Linked DNA regions of Homo sapiens: region 1 is linked to region 2. A link is a contact called in ENCODE Hi-C or POLR2A ChIA-PET data. All regions are on one chromosome and are shown on one strand. Each heading gives the region's core, a stretch centred on a gene start or an enhancer-like site at or near the end of the contact. The rest is flanking DNA. Distances are from core to core; before and after follow the strand shown. Region 1 overlaps NRP2 (neuropilin 2). Region 2 overlaps NRP2 (neuropilin 2).

Region 1 (6,981 bases), core at 2,198-4,697, 40 kb after region 2:
GCAATTGTGAGGATTGCTGTGCCCTCTTTGTACTGGCTGGGCTTACCCCTACAAGTGGCAGCATTGCAGAGATAAGGGCAGCCATTTTTATATCTGCCGTCTAGACTCGTTATCTTCACTCTCATTAATCTGTCCAGCTCTGGGCTAGAAAGAGATGAATTCCTGGTTTGCCACCTAGATATGCTCCCTGACTCCAAATCATCTCACCCAATTTGCCACTCATCAGCTCTAAGACAGCCAGTGAGGAACAAAGCTGCAGACGACAGGGGAATGACAGACCGACATAGAATATATTGCCTTTCTTACCCTTCCTCGTGTCCCTGAACCCCATGCCCACTCCCTGTACCACAGTTCTAAAAGTATTAAGAGTATTCATGTGCATACACTGGTGCTCTCTGGGGGTGAGGTTTATGTTAATGTAAATCCAAAGTATTGGAGGAAAGCTGAGAGCCAAACTGAACGACTTTGGATTACAGTCGAATTCGAGTTCTAACCTTCAGGACCCAAGGTAATGCTTATGTTGGTGAAGTGAAAGCTGTGGATGTTGTTTCGCCTGACTCTCTTTGGGTTGTGGAGACTCACAGCTCCCAGAAAGGCTGGGTAAAGACGTGCCAGCAGCTGCTGCAGACACTGTTCTGTGTGCACACCGTGTCGGGCCATGACTGACAAGTACAGTGGCTAAGTGCTAAGTGCTTCACTTCCGTAAGAGAATAAGCAGACCAGGGCACGTACACTCTCCTTGAAACTGTGCTTACCATGAGGCTTCACAGGCCAGTCATGCTCTCTTGTAAAAAATATATACATAAAATCTCATCTGAGCAGCAGTGCTCATTTAGCCAAAATAAACACAGGGCTTAGTAACTTGAAGGTAAGAATTTCCAGGGTGCTCCTGGTGGGCCGCTTTGAGGCTAAGCAAAGGCAGTGCACAAGTTGCATGGATTAGGCCATGGCTTTCGTCCTGGAGGATGGCAAGCATCTTTGGGAAGAAGAAACCAAGGCTTGGGGAGCAGAGACTTGGCCAATGGACACAGTAAAGAGCAGAATCTGAATTGGGAATGGAGAATTTCATTCACCTTGGCACGTTTTACATGGAGATCTGAGTTGGTAACCAGATGAACCTAGTGCCATGGGTCTCTTCTTTCTGGCTGAGACCTGTTTGACCACAGCATGCAACTCTGCCTTGAGCAAACTTTTCTGTTTGAGAGAGGAGAGGACTGTGTGTTCCATCTAACCTAGTGACTCATATACTATTCCTCTTATGGTCAGGACAGCAGGAGTCCTCTCTTGATCCGGGCATAAAATCAGCCTTTTCACTCAAAAAATGGAAACAGAGAAATCAGGGGGCAGGCAAGGTATGGAAAGTTGATGTTGAAACACTGCCAACCATAGGCATTTACATTGTTATACATTTTTCAAATTAGAGTGTTTTTCTTTTCCCTTATAAATTAATCATGCAACAAAGGTAATCTCATTCTTTGGGAGCAATCACTGTACAGGTAAATCTTTAGTGAAATACAATAAAAGTGGCCTTTGGACCTGGAGTTATTAGATGGTCGCAATCTTTTATATTTGGAAGTATCTTTCATTTTCCGCCTCTTACTGATTTCTTGCCATGCAATATTATTTTAAATTTAAATCATCCTGTGTTTTCTGCTGTGTGTGTGTATATACATACATACACACACACACACACACACACACACACACACACAGACACATTGTGTGCCAGGATGTGAGTCAGTAATGAAGAAAAGCCTGGAAGAAAAAGAGATCTGTGTTGAGAAGGGAGAAAGAGAAGAAAGAATGAATAAACTGTGTTGTCATGTGATTTTTTAAAAAGACCCTTTTTTGTGGTTGTTATGAGTCACATTTTAAACAATGTAGCCTGGGTGTGCATTCTTTTCTTTTCTTTTTTAAAGCAGTGGCTATAAACATGGTGCCGTCATGTATCTTTTTCTAGGATTTGAGCTTTAACAAATGAAAAACCGTGTGTATAAAGGGGGGAAAAAGAACCGAAAAGTGGTGTAATTAAGGTGATGGATTATTTCCTCTTACCCAATACTTTCTTTTTTCAATAAAGGAAACAAGAACAATAAAGAAGCCAGTAAAAATATATGAAGCCCATAATCAGAGTTCTGGGGTTTGTTGACCAGGTGGTTATTTTTAGCAGCTCACCTTGGAGGCAAGAGTTTTTGTTCGTGTTAGAGGCTGTGGTTTCTGAGCAGAGCACGGGCAGAGAGACGATCTGGTGCCCTACCTGTTAGAGACTCACGGAAATCCCAGCTGGGTGCACCTGTGGAAGGTGGTTGTCAGAGGGAAGGATTCAGAATGACTGTCCTACGCTAGTGGATGCTAAAAGGAACATCAATGTCTCCCGTTTCAGCTGGGAATGTGGGGTTTATGACTCAGACCATTCCTAAGGTCCAGGGGCCCCATTTCTCGGGTCTCCCTAGGTGCCTTTCTGCAGTTCTCCACAGTTCTCATCCAGACAAAACCAGGAGAAAGTGCACATCCACAGCTGTCTCTTGGGCATAGAGGGGAGCAGTATTAAGAGAGGCCCATTTTGGGGGTAATGCTGGCTGGCATTTGACTCTATTCCTTAGGCTTTAAGTTCTGTTTCTTTGGTGCCAACTGGCCAATCTCTGCATTTTGCACCCCCTTCTCTCCTTTCCCATTCCCACCCTCACCCTCTATTGCCTGCCTCCCAAGGCTTTGTCCACCAGGGTAAGGTCCCCCATCCCAGGGCCTGGCCTCACATTCCCTTTCTCCCTGGACTCCCTTCCTCCCACGCCTCCTTCTCCTAGAAGCACTTCTGAGATGCAGAGAGGGTTAAATGGTGCTTTTGCACATAACCGTCTGATGAAAGGCAGAGAAGTGTTCCTAACCCCTGCCGGGGTTCCAGATAGGCAGCTGTAGTGTGTGAATCCTCCTCCTTGCCCCCACCCCCTTATGTCTCCAGCTGCCAGATTAAGGCTAGGTGTTGCTGAGCAAGAAAGCATGGAGATCAGATGTGTGAAGCGGGTAACTGCTTGGCGGCCATCCTTCCCCAGGGGACACAGAGGTGTTCTTTGTGAGGTTCGCTGGAGCATGCCACCTCTCCTGCTACAGAGGCCTGACACGTCCCCTCTCCATCAGTTTACCACTCATGTAAACAACTGCCGAGGCCAGCTTATCTATGGGTGGAAGAAAATGTTTTTCACCAACTTTTCTCTCCAAGAACACAGGGACAAGACTCAGTTTACAGAAAGTAGCATAAGTGCCACCAAAGAGTGTGAAGCGTCCGAGACTTCAGCCAGTCAGAGATCTGAATTCGGAGGCATTTAAAAATGCCTCTAGATGTGGGAGCAATCCACATGGTTTCTGCCAACTTACTGAAAACATCCCGGCGCCTCCCGCCACACCATGCTCATAAGGCAGATGGAAAGAGTCGTTTCTCAGGGATGCCTTTGTGCTTGTGCGTCTTTTTTCCAAACACATCAGAGGGCGTGACCACATTCTTCTACTATCTTCTGTAAACTTCTCTAGAGGAGCCAACCTTTTTCGTTTGTTTAATCTCACAAATTAAATAAACCTTTATGTGAAATGTTCCTCCACCAGCACTTCATTTTTAACCTGTACAGAAAGGACTGTGCAGACAGGCCAGTCCTAAAACAATTCTGACATGCAATGAGCCTTTTTTGAAAGAGAAAGAGAGAAGGCTTACCCTTGGTGTCTTTCAAAACACTTCTTCTGGAAACCTGGGTGACTCCCCCAGGTCCAGATGATATTTCATAAAGCAGCTATAGTATATGCTTTCTCATTTCAGAGATTCAGTGAGAAACTGACTTGACTGAGACACGCCAATCCTCAGACAGGTTCAGACAGAAATAGGAGGCAGAAAGGAAGAGGACTGTTTCCTCTTCCCTCCCTACTTGGTTAGAGCAAGGAATCTGCAAACTTGTTCTGTAAAGGCCAGATAGTAAATATCTTGGGTTTTACAGGACATACAGTCTCTGTTGCAAGTATTCAGCTCTGCCATTGTGGCATAAAAGCATCCATAAGCAATATGTAAACAAATGAGGGTGTCTGTGTTCCAACAAAAATTGATTTACACAAACAGGCAGTGGGCTGGATTTGGCCAATAGGCCACAGTGAGCTGACCCCTGGGTTAGAGCACAGGCTGGGATTTTGTCCACCTGGTTCTAGCCGTGACTCTGACACTTGCTAGCAGTGTACAGTTCCTCAGGGGACCCTGGGCCATCTCTTGGGTTTCACTGAATGCTTCTCTGCCCTTCTCCACAATTATCCTCCAAGTGAAACCAGGAGAAAATCACTTGTCCTCTCAAGTACTCAGGTCTCCCTTTGGAGGGTCATGAGGAATAAACAAAATTGATTCATGTGAAGCCCGTAGACCAATGGTTAATACACAGGAAATGTCCACTCAGGGTGGCCGTTGTTACAGACACGTTTCCCAATTGCATAGTGACCCTATTTGCAGATAGGAATGACCGGAACACTACCTCATGTGTAACTGTTTTTCTTATTTTCTCCCATGCCTGGTTTCTCAAACTTTATTGTTTCTCAAAATTCAAATTCTTTGTGTTTGCATTGCTTTTCTCCAGGGGGCTCAGAATTTTTACAGATGGGAGCCTGTGCAACCTTGCAAATGCACTTGGAGTTCAGTTATTGACTATTTAAGTATCTGTTTCTGATTATCTCACACAATGGGAAAACTTTGTAGAGAATCTGGGGTGGGAATTAATGAAAAATAGTTCAGGAATTGAAAGTGTTTTCCAGGTGAAAAAAGACATGTGAGTAAGCGGTAGAAATTAGATCAATCAAAGGGAAAATTCAGGTCAACAGATCAACCAACTCCAGGCAAGGTTGAATTCTCACCTACACTTTCACCCACCTAGCCCAGGCTCCTTTTTTGTCAAGCAATGGCTCGATCACCCCCAGATGGCTGAAGGGGCAAGTGAAGCTAAAATTGCACAACTCAGCAATTCGGGCATCTGGTGCAGGTGACATCTGCCTAAAGTGGGCACCTTTTTCTAATTTCCCATAGAGGTGCCACATGAGCTAGCAAAATCTCTAGCACTTTCTGAAAATAACTCTCCAGGGAAGTACCAGTAGGTCATCAACATTTTCCAGGGAGTCTGAACATTGGTCCAAATATATTCCCCTATGCCATCCGTCCATTTATCCATCCACCTATCTATTCATCCATCCATCTGGCATTCATTGGATTGCTGATGTTGTCTGGGAAGGTGCTTTGGGTATGGATTTAACCCCTATTGATTTATCGTCTTCCTTTTCTCTAGTTGGCAAACCACAGCCTCATTAGCATACAGCTCTCCAAGGCTGGAACAGGGCCAGATTCTAAACCAGCACACTCCACCTGCCTTTGGAGTTGAGTCTTTTTAGCTAGTGAATGTTCTGAGAAACTTCTAGCCCCCAGCTGCAAGTCAACCAAGAGTTGCTTGTAGGGGATCAGGAAGGGTTTGCTAGTCATATCCTCTCTTTTCTAACATTAACGTTATTTCTAACCTCTTGACATTAAAACATGAATTCACATAGTACTATTTCTCATTTCTCCAAACAAATGCCCAAAGAAAATGTTTAAGGAGCCAGTATAATGTCCCCCAAGTAGCTTTTGTCACTGAAGTTTTCTACATGTTGATAATTTCAGGGGAGAGAAGGATAAGTAGAGAAGGAGAAGAGGGTCTTACTTAAAGTGGAGTTTGTCTTTCAAGTAGAGCAGGATTCTGAGAGACTATGTCTGTGTCTCTGATTCTAAATATGTAATCCATGTACTAGGATTTCACCTTCCTCCAGCAGGTCCCCTTGATTCTCTCCATTGTGCCCTAACATTGTCTCTTATCGTAAGAAACACTGTAAGAGAAACATGAAGGCTTCATCCTTCTCCAGCCTGAGCACTTTAAGCCATAGGTTGTGTATTTTGTGTTGGAAACCAGCATTTTGGCTGAAGGAAAGCAGACTTTTGAACAAAGATGATGTAGTGATGGAGGGAATGTGGGTAGTTGTGACCATGTTCTGCTTGACAAAAATTTCTGCTCCCACCTCTGTGGTCTGGTCAGGTACTTCTTTAGAGGGAAAGCTAATCCCTGAGGATTTATCACCTCCCTTTTCTTGATGGGTGAGCTGCAGCCTCATTAGGGGATGGCCCTCACTGTGGAGCCACATGAAAATCAGAGACAAACCCCAGGACACCCTTTGGGGAGAGAAGGGATGTCTCTGAGGAACTCTGGGGGCATCCCTTAACACTTTGATGTTTCCTGTGCATTTTTGTAAGCTCATATCGAAAATCCAGCAGCAGGATGGTTGCCAGGCAGCAGATCCTCTTGGTGACCTGAATAATGAATTGACACCAGTTGACTGTGACTTGCAAGCTGGCCACTTCAAGGAGCCATTTCCAGCACCTTGCTTTCTCTTCCTCTCTTTCTATGCATAATTTCCACCATGGCCACAAATATGAGAGAGAGAGAGGCCTTTCTCAGCTATGGTAATGAAACTAGTAAAAGACAGAATTAGTTTGGGGACAAAGACAAAGAGGGCAGGCAATAAGGTGGGAGAAGAGGAAGATGTATAAAGGGACATTCAGGGGATCCTGGGATTCTGGGGTCATTTCTACCCCAGGGGTTGTGGATGTGGCTGTCAAGGTGTGTGCAGAGCAACACATCCTTGTCAAAGCTCTGCCAATGTTGTGGGACTTCTGGTCACCCAAGAGGTGCCAATGAACCTGCACCCTAGCGGAAGGGGATTCATACAGCAGGAGAAAGCAGTGATTAAGAGCTAAGAAGTTGAGCAGGCTTTGAAATATTTTCCAAGAAAAATGTTCTCATTTTTCTATCACTTCTGAGAAGACATTAGAAGGTCTGACCCACCTCCCACCTATTCCCCAGATCAAAGAGAGGAGTTCTGATGTTCAGGCTGCAGGAATTAGAGAACACAGACTCAGAAATAGGAGTCTTAGCCTCAGTT
Region 2 (7,155 bases), core at 2,043-4,542:
AGAAAAAAGAAAAATAACCTAACTTTTCAAGGTGTCTGATTTAGTGTAAGATAATGTGAGTTTAATCGTCCAATGGAATTGCAAACTGATACTAATTACAAGTATGTCTCAGTGAATCACAGATACAGGTTGGAAGCAAAGTCTAATGATTGTGTCCTTTGGAAAAAAACAAGACACTGCCCTGTGTTGGGAATGGTGGTCTCTTACTCCAGCCCTCTATTCCCCAGGTGGACCTGCGCTTTTTAACCATGCTCACGGCCATCGCAACACAGGGAGCGATTTCCAGGGAAACACAGAATGGCTACTATGTCAAATCCTACAAGCTGGAAGTCAGCACTAATGGAGAGGACTGGATGGTGTACCGGCATGGCAAAAACCACAAGGTAAATCCATGATCCTACCTTAAAGGCACATTGGACCAGGGCAGGAGGGATGGGATCAGGGGAGCTTTAAGCCGACCTCCTACAGGAGAGAGGGCCTTGTGTAGTCAGGCTCAGATAATTGATGGAGGCAAGGGTCGTGCTGGCCTTGAAAATCTTCTCTCTTAGGCTAAAGCGATTGGAAAACACCGTTTCTCTGACAGCCAGTTGCTGTTGCATCTTGCGCAGCAGAGAGAGAGAGCTTGCAGAGTGTTCTCTGACTTCAAATGAAGGAGAAAATATGTCCCCAGTCCACTTCTCCCCACCCAGGATTCACTGAACATTTATGGCCTGAGTCCCTTCCACATGCTGGGTTAACAATCACAAAACCACATGATACTATAGTTCAGGAGTTACCGAGCTCTGGAAATGAAAGGGCACAAATCCTGAGAGGGAATCACAATGTCCTGGAGAAGAAAAAGGACAATAAATAATGAGGAGAAATTCAGTTTGTTGGGGATGGGCTCTGAACTGGCAATCATGCTTAGCGGCGAGGCATTGAATTCTCTCTGCTGGTGCCTCCCGCATCTGCGGCTCCCGGAGGTGTGGTCTGTGTGGGTGATGTGGGGCTTTTGTTGTATACATATGGATGAATGTCTGGCACTCCACTTTCTTAAGACATGACATTCTGGGTCTGCAGCTGGCACAGGCGATGTGCTGGCTCTATGTGTATATACACAGCACACTCAGCCCATGGGGGCTTATTGCAAACAGCCAGGGGCTTGTGTGGGTAGGATTGGGGTATCTGTGATGGGAACACAGGGCACGATGCCCCCTGCAGAGCAGGAGCTGGTGCAGAGGTCTGGAAGGAGAGTGTGATGTCTGGGGGATTCCTAGGGGCTGCCTGTCCTTCCCTAAAAAGGAGGTAGGGAGGGAGGAAGAGGGTCTCTCCTGTAGCATTACAGTTCCACCAAGCCCTGGTCTGTCAGAGTGTGAATTATCAAAATGGGGCACATGTGGCCAAGCCTAGGGAGGCCAAAGATCTTTTCCAAAGGGAATCTCCTCAGCCCCTGTCACTGCCCCGAGGCAGCTTGCTCTGACTGGTGCAGCTGGAAACCTCAGACCCAGAAAATTCTGAACTGTGATGTTGGCAGTCTCACTTGGGAAACGGGAAAAGGAGTAGATTTTTAAAAAATCAAAATCACCATAGTAACGGGGTACCACTCATCTGAAAACCATGGCTTCTGGATATTACCAGGTATCTCACACACATGCACACAATTGCCCGATTTCCACGATAAGGAAAGTGAGGTACTTAGCAATTGAAAGATGTGCCAGGCCAGGTCTGGTTTCCCACTGACTTGGTTTCAGAAAGACTTACCAAGCATCCGTTGGGAATGCCCAGCCTGAATTGGCACTGGGTGCCAGGAGCTTGGGGGCTGAGACCTGGTTCCACCCCACCCTTTTCAATTATAAACCGGTAGATCTCGGAAGCTCAGCTAGCAGACGAGGGCCAGAAGCCAGGCAGGGGTGGTCCCCGGGGAGAGGAGTGGGGCTCACCTGATTGTCTCCCTGTCCAGGCGCAATGACTAAGCAGCACAGGCCCAGAGGGATACTGTAGCATAAGCTGTTTTAAAAGCATGCAGATGGACCAGGATGCTATTTAAAACATCATTTGTAGGAAATCTGCTTTTGGAAATACCTTAGCACTGCACATTTTCATAGAATGCTGTCCTCCCTGGCTTTATCCCTGGTATTCATTCTTCAGGAAAGATATTCCTGAAATTGAATTTAGCTTTCTGGTTTTCAGAATTATTTTTCTCAACTTTTTCATAATGGATATATTCTCTCTCTTTTGCCTCCTCTTTCCCCACTTGGCTAGATTTAGTTCCCCAGCAGCCAAGGGGTAACTTGAGAGTTTTTTTGTTTTTGTTTTTGTTTTTGTTTTACTGAATTAGTCGTGCCCAAATAAATGGAGTTGGGGCAGAGGAAAAGCCCATTCTCTTCCCCATTAGAAATTCATCCTTTGTGTACTTAGAAGGAGGCAGGAAAATGGAGAGCCTGCCAATTAGGCATCGCCCCACTCTCCAAGCTCCTTCACCCCACTGCGGGTGTGGTGGACGCCCAGGGGCTTTCCTTGTCTCCCCTGCAAGGATGGTCTCAGCTGCCCCTTCATTAGCAGATCTTTCGTTCAGATATCTGTATTTAATGTGCAGATTCCCCCTCATTCACGGTGCGTCAGCGCAGCTCTCTGGGCTGTTGGGGTTGAAGTAGTTGAGTGAACCGTGCCAAATAGATTTGTCAAGTCTGCCGCAGTTTGATTTGATGCCATGGGGGGAGGTGGGGGTTGGGGAGGGACTTGGGGGCAGTGGAGGAAGAGGCTTCGTCCATGCCGAGTGCCACCACTGAGTTTCTCTTTGTAGCTGCTGGATGGTGGGCACTGTGCCAAGCTAACTGGTGCTAAGTGGTGGGCTTGAAAGTGAAATTCAGACAACAGGAGTTAGCAGAAAAGCAAAGCAGAGATGAAGGCAACCGCCTGCTCTGCTCTGCTCTGCTCAGAGCAGAGGGAAGGTTTGCAAATGCCTTCCCGGTGTGCAGGGAAGGAAGAGGGAATAGTGACATTTGGGACAGAAATGTGGGAACTCGATTTCAACTCCCTGGTCACTGTCAACAGCAATGCAGCATACCAAAGACCAGGGAATTGGGGAAGTCAGAGAAAAACAAGTTTAATGAGTGCTCAAGGTGGCGGGGGAGGGCTGTCCTATGTCTTTGCAAAACACTGTTTACAATGTGGACCCAGACGGGGCTGAGGCAAGGCCTAGGCCTCTGAAAGAATGCCTTCCTTTTTACTGCCAGTGGGTGAGAAAGACTAAGGAACTCTTTTCCAGCCTCCCCTAGCCAGGCAGCAGCCTGTTCTTGGTCTCTTCCCATCCAACAGGTCATCATGAGGTCGCCTATGAGAAAGTGGTCAGTCACACTGTTGCTGGGGCATTGCAAGCCTCCTCCTGGCAAACGCAGCCTGGTTACACAGGCCACATGCACAGCACATCCCAAATCTTTATCCAATTCCACATGCCATAAATATGGAACCTATGATTCTCATACAGGGTGGGCCCGCCTTATGTATATTTATGGCATAACCACAAGGCAGAGAGCTCATCTGCCTGATGGAATCCATATCCAACCCACGTGCTCCTTTAGATTATACAAATTGCTTTGCATACATTTCTTCAGAAACCACAAGCAGAAATTACTGCTTTTGGTTTCCCCAGCTATATTAATAACACCCTAGATGCAGACATGGCATTGTTAATACAACAGTAGAAGGTTCATGTATGTTTACATAATTATAGGCACAATTATGTACATACATACCAAGAAGGGCGCATGGAGAGCAATGGGAAGAGCTCAGAGGCACAAGGTCTTGGTCTAGTTCCTGCCCTCCTGAGATGCTGATTCCATGATTCTGCACTGGGGATAGGCTGTGCCTCGGGAATGGAACCACAGCTGGTGACAGGACACGGGGGAGAGAGACTACTGCCCTTATTTGTCTAGGCAAAAGCCCTTATCTTCAGTTCCCTCTCATTCGGTAAACGTGGGGATCTCCCTTGTTGACACAGCTCTAGTTAGTCACAGTGTTTCTGGGCTATTCTGATGCATTTGGAAGAAATTTGGGCTAAAAGAGAAAGTCTGTGGGGTGCCAAATGCACGCTATTGGCCAGATCGAGGATGGATGGGTGAAGATAGGGATGAGGTAAGACTTGGGTCCAAGAATTTTCAGAATTACCCCACCAGGAGTGGAAGGAATGCACTGAGTTCATCACATTAATGTAAGGATGACCTCCAAGGGACTCAGAAAATCCTCAGGCACCAGCTTATTCACTAGAGTATTTCACAGAGTTTCACAACTGTGGAATTGAAGCTCTTAGAGATTAAGTGCCTTGCTGCAGGGACTAGGAAACTGGAGCCTGCATGGACGGCGCCTGGTCACCAGACTTGGATGTCCAGACTGGCGCTCTCCACAATCCGCCCTAGGCCTTACTCTTCATCTTGAGGGAAATTGGCTTCCTACATGTTCAGTCCAAGGACTGAGAGGTACACATTTTCCTGGAAAGCCTCCTCTTCAGTGAAGTTCTGCATGCAGGATGAGCCTGTACATGGCTTAACCCACTAGGCTCATTATTGTGGAGCTGGGCTTCACCACAGAATCATGAGGATGGAGAGTTGAAAGGAGTTGCCATTTGTTTGATTTGGCCACATCCCTTCAAAACAAATAAACACTCCACTTCAAAAATCCTCTATCCCATATTTATTTTCTAAATTAAAACAAATCATTTTTAAATCAGAGACTTGGGAGGAGAGAAAGAGTGGTGTCAGAAAACCAAACCCTCAAATCAGTTGGCTAACAGCTAGAGGCACGTGATGTCTATTTTCAGATCTTCTTAAACAGGGCACCGTGTGATCTTGGAAACATCTCTTAGTGGCTGCACGCCTCAGCGTTTCCACCCAGTCCAAATGGAATGGCGCTGCGGCTGCTATCGGCAAAGCACCTTGAGATCTGTAGATGGAAGGCTCTCCGCGGATATAATTAATGGAGTAGACCCACAAAGCTCTTCTTGAGCAGAAGCAAGTTATCAATTTAAAAAGTAAGAAGGCCCCATGGGATATTTATGGGCCTCTTTTAAAATCATAGGCCTGGAATGGACCATGATAAGTCATCCAGACCTTTCCCTGCATCTGATGGGGCCTGCATTGAGCTGCCTCAGATAAATGTCATCCATCCCAGCCTCACTGTTCTCTTAGGGATGCAATTATGCTTCTACTTGATCATTTAAGTTTTCAGGAAAAACCTTTTTTTTAAAAAAACCTCCTGGCAGATGATGGGCTTCCCCTTATTCCTTTTGTGGTAGTAATTTTGTTTGTTGAATATGAGATGAGGACAATACCTCACACTGTAATGGGCACCAGCCTTCAGAAGTCATGTTGCGTGTGCTCTGAAGGGGGCTGATACCCCTTCCAAGTTCAAGTCCCTCAGTTTATCTGACCCTCTCAATTATAATGGAGAAGGATCCAGTGCCCTAGGTAATTAAGTTTGTCCCTTATCCATTTGCCATGGGATGAGCTCAGACCTTTAGCCTCTCCACTTAGGAAGCTCAGGGGAAAATTTCATTATACAGAAGCTTGAACCTTTTCTCTATCAGGCTCCCGCGGCCAGCGTCACCCAGCTCCCGTGGGTGCTGAACTGTCTCCAGTAGCTGAGGCGCGCCTCCCTGGCGCTGATAGCCTTGATGTTAAACTCCAAGGCCCCGGCTGTGCACAGAGGCCAGTGACAAGGAGCACACAGAGGGGATGTGGAAGGGCGCTGTGATTCTGCTTGGGCTGTGGAATCATGTTCCTTGCCCCAACCCCAACTAATGTAGATGAGCACTGGAGTGAAGCCCTCACCTGGTAGATTGTCCTGCTCTCTGATGTCACCTTGTCCCTGCTCCGGTTTGCAGAGCCTCCACCTGAAGAGGCAGGCAGGTGGCAGAGGTCTCTGGAACCTCACTCCCTGTTCCCTCAATCTCTCCCCACCTGGGAGTTAAAGGCACCTCCTTAAGAAAACCCAAACATCTGTGTTAGGAGGTTTCCAGGGGTGGAGGGCCCACCCCACCCAGCTAGAATGTCCTAGAATGTCCGAGTTTCTCCTTCCCTCTTCCTAGGACATTGACTGTTCCCCCCAAGCCCGCTCATTGCTCTGATCCTGTGCTCCTCCCCCGCCTGCTCTTCTCCAGCCCCACCCCTGAGCTGCCCTCCTCCCCGCTCCTCCCTGATGCGTTCCTGTCTCAAATCCTGAAACCCTAATCCTGTTAGTATGCTGTGTTCCAGGCCTCAGCGTCTCGATGGGGGTAACATAATCCCGCAGTAAATCTAGCGGGCCCCGCAGGCCCACACAGATGGGGATGCGCACATCCCCGCCCCCCAGAACGCAGCCGCCCCTGTGCCTCTGTCTCCTCCTTCATGTAGGAAAGCTGCCTGATGACAAAAACAGCCCGAAAGTAAAGGAGGATGAGAGCAGAGGTCATCAGAGTCCTAAATGTGCATTTGGTTGTTAGACAGCTTCTTTGCCTACCGGCATCCCTACCTTCTCTTAATCTCTCTCTGTGTTTATATATATATATATATACATATATCTATGTAAAGTATACACGTGCACACACACACACACACATGCCTCTAACTCTATATCTGGCTAAGTTCCCACATCCACTAGAATGAAACAAGCTTTAAAACAAGTTTTTAAATTGTCTTTAAAGGGGAGTTTTAAAGGAGAAAGATCAGGACCATGATTCACAAACAACAAAAAAAGCCCATTGCCTTCATATCATTTCCCACCGCCCCCCCCCACCCCGCATCGCAACAGTTCCCTCCCCCTACTTGACTGTTTTGTGCAACAAATTAATTAAACAGGATGGCATTCATTGATTAGCAATTTATTTTTACGTGTAGACCCAATGGCTGGTTTCAGAGCAGATGCAAGGGAAGGGGGTGGGAGAGGGAGGACACACAGATCTGCAGTCAGGGTGAGCGGATGAGTCAGCACATTTGTTCCTGACACTAGTTTTAAAAACATGCTTCTGGCTTCCCCCAGCCTCTGTCCTGCATTCCTGCCACTTTTCTCTTCTGCCTGCTTTGTTTTCCCCCTTCTTGAGTGTCTGTGCCAAGTACATTGAAAGGGAGAACTTTGGAGGCAATGAAACATTTATTAGTGGAGAGAAATATTTATTTTAAAAAAGAAGAGGAACATCTCGTGCAC

Evidence for each region. A loop is a pair of places that touch in the nucleus more often than their neighbours do. ChIA-PET counts read pairs that join two places held with the same protein, here RNA polymerase II (POLR2A). Pooled maps may share reads with other maps.
Region 1: a loop to region 2 is called in a pooled map, with 5 times the contacts of the local background. The contact joins two enhancer-like sites. A Hi-C loop is called at or near these places in 1 of 50 pooled maps. POLR2A ChIA-PET finds 5 or more read pairs at or near these places in 3 of 52 experiments (AG04450, H1 and PC-9).

Annotation. Positions count from the first base shown.
Region 1 is chr2:205,767,829-205,774,809 of GRCh38, forward strand. The region is part of intron 15 of NRP2 (neuropilin 2); the gene reads left to right. Among named protein-coding and RNA genes, the nearest start is that of NRP2, 89 kb to the left of the region's middle. Within about 2 kb of position 3,448, at least 2 of the 41 ENCODE cell types and tissues checked have a DNase peak (open chromatin) inside an H3K27ac peak, as active enhancers do.
Region 2 is chr2:205,727,664-205,734,818 of GRCh38, forward strand. It overlaps NRP2 (neuropilin 2), which reads left to right. Exons shown (of 17, transcript NM_003872.3): 7 at 228-383. Among named protein-coding and RNA genes, the nearest start is that of NRP2, 49 kb to the left of the region's middle. RefSeq lists an enhancer at 6,802-7,096. Within about 2 kb of position 3,293, at least 3 of the 41 ENCODE cell types and tissues checked have a DNase peak (open chromatin) inside an H3K27ac peak, as active enhancers do.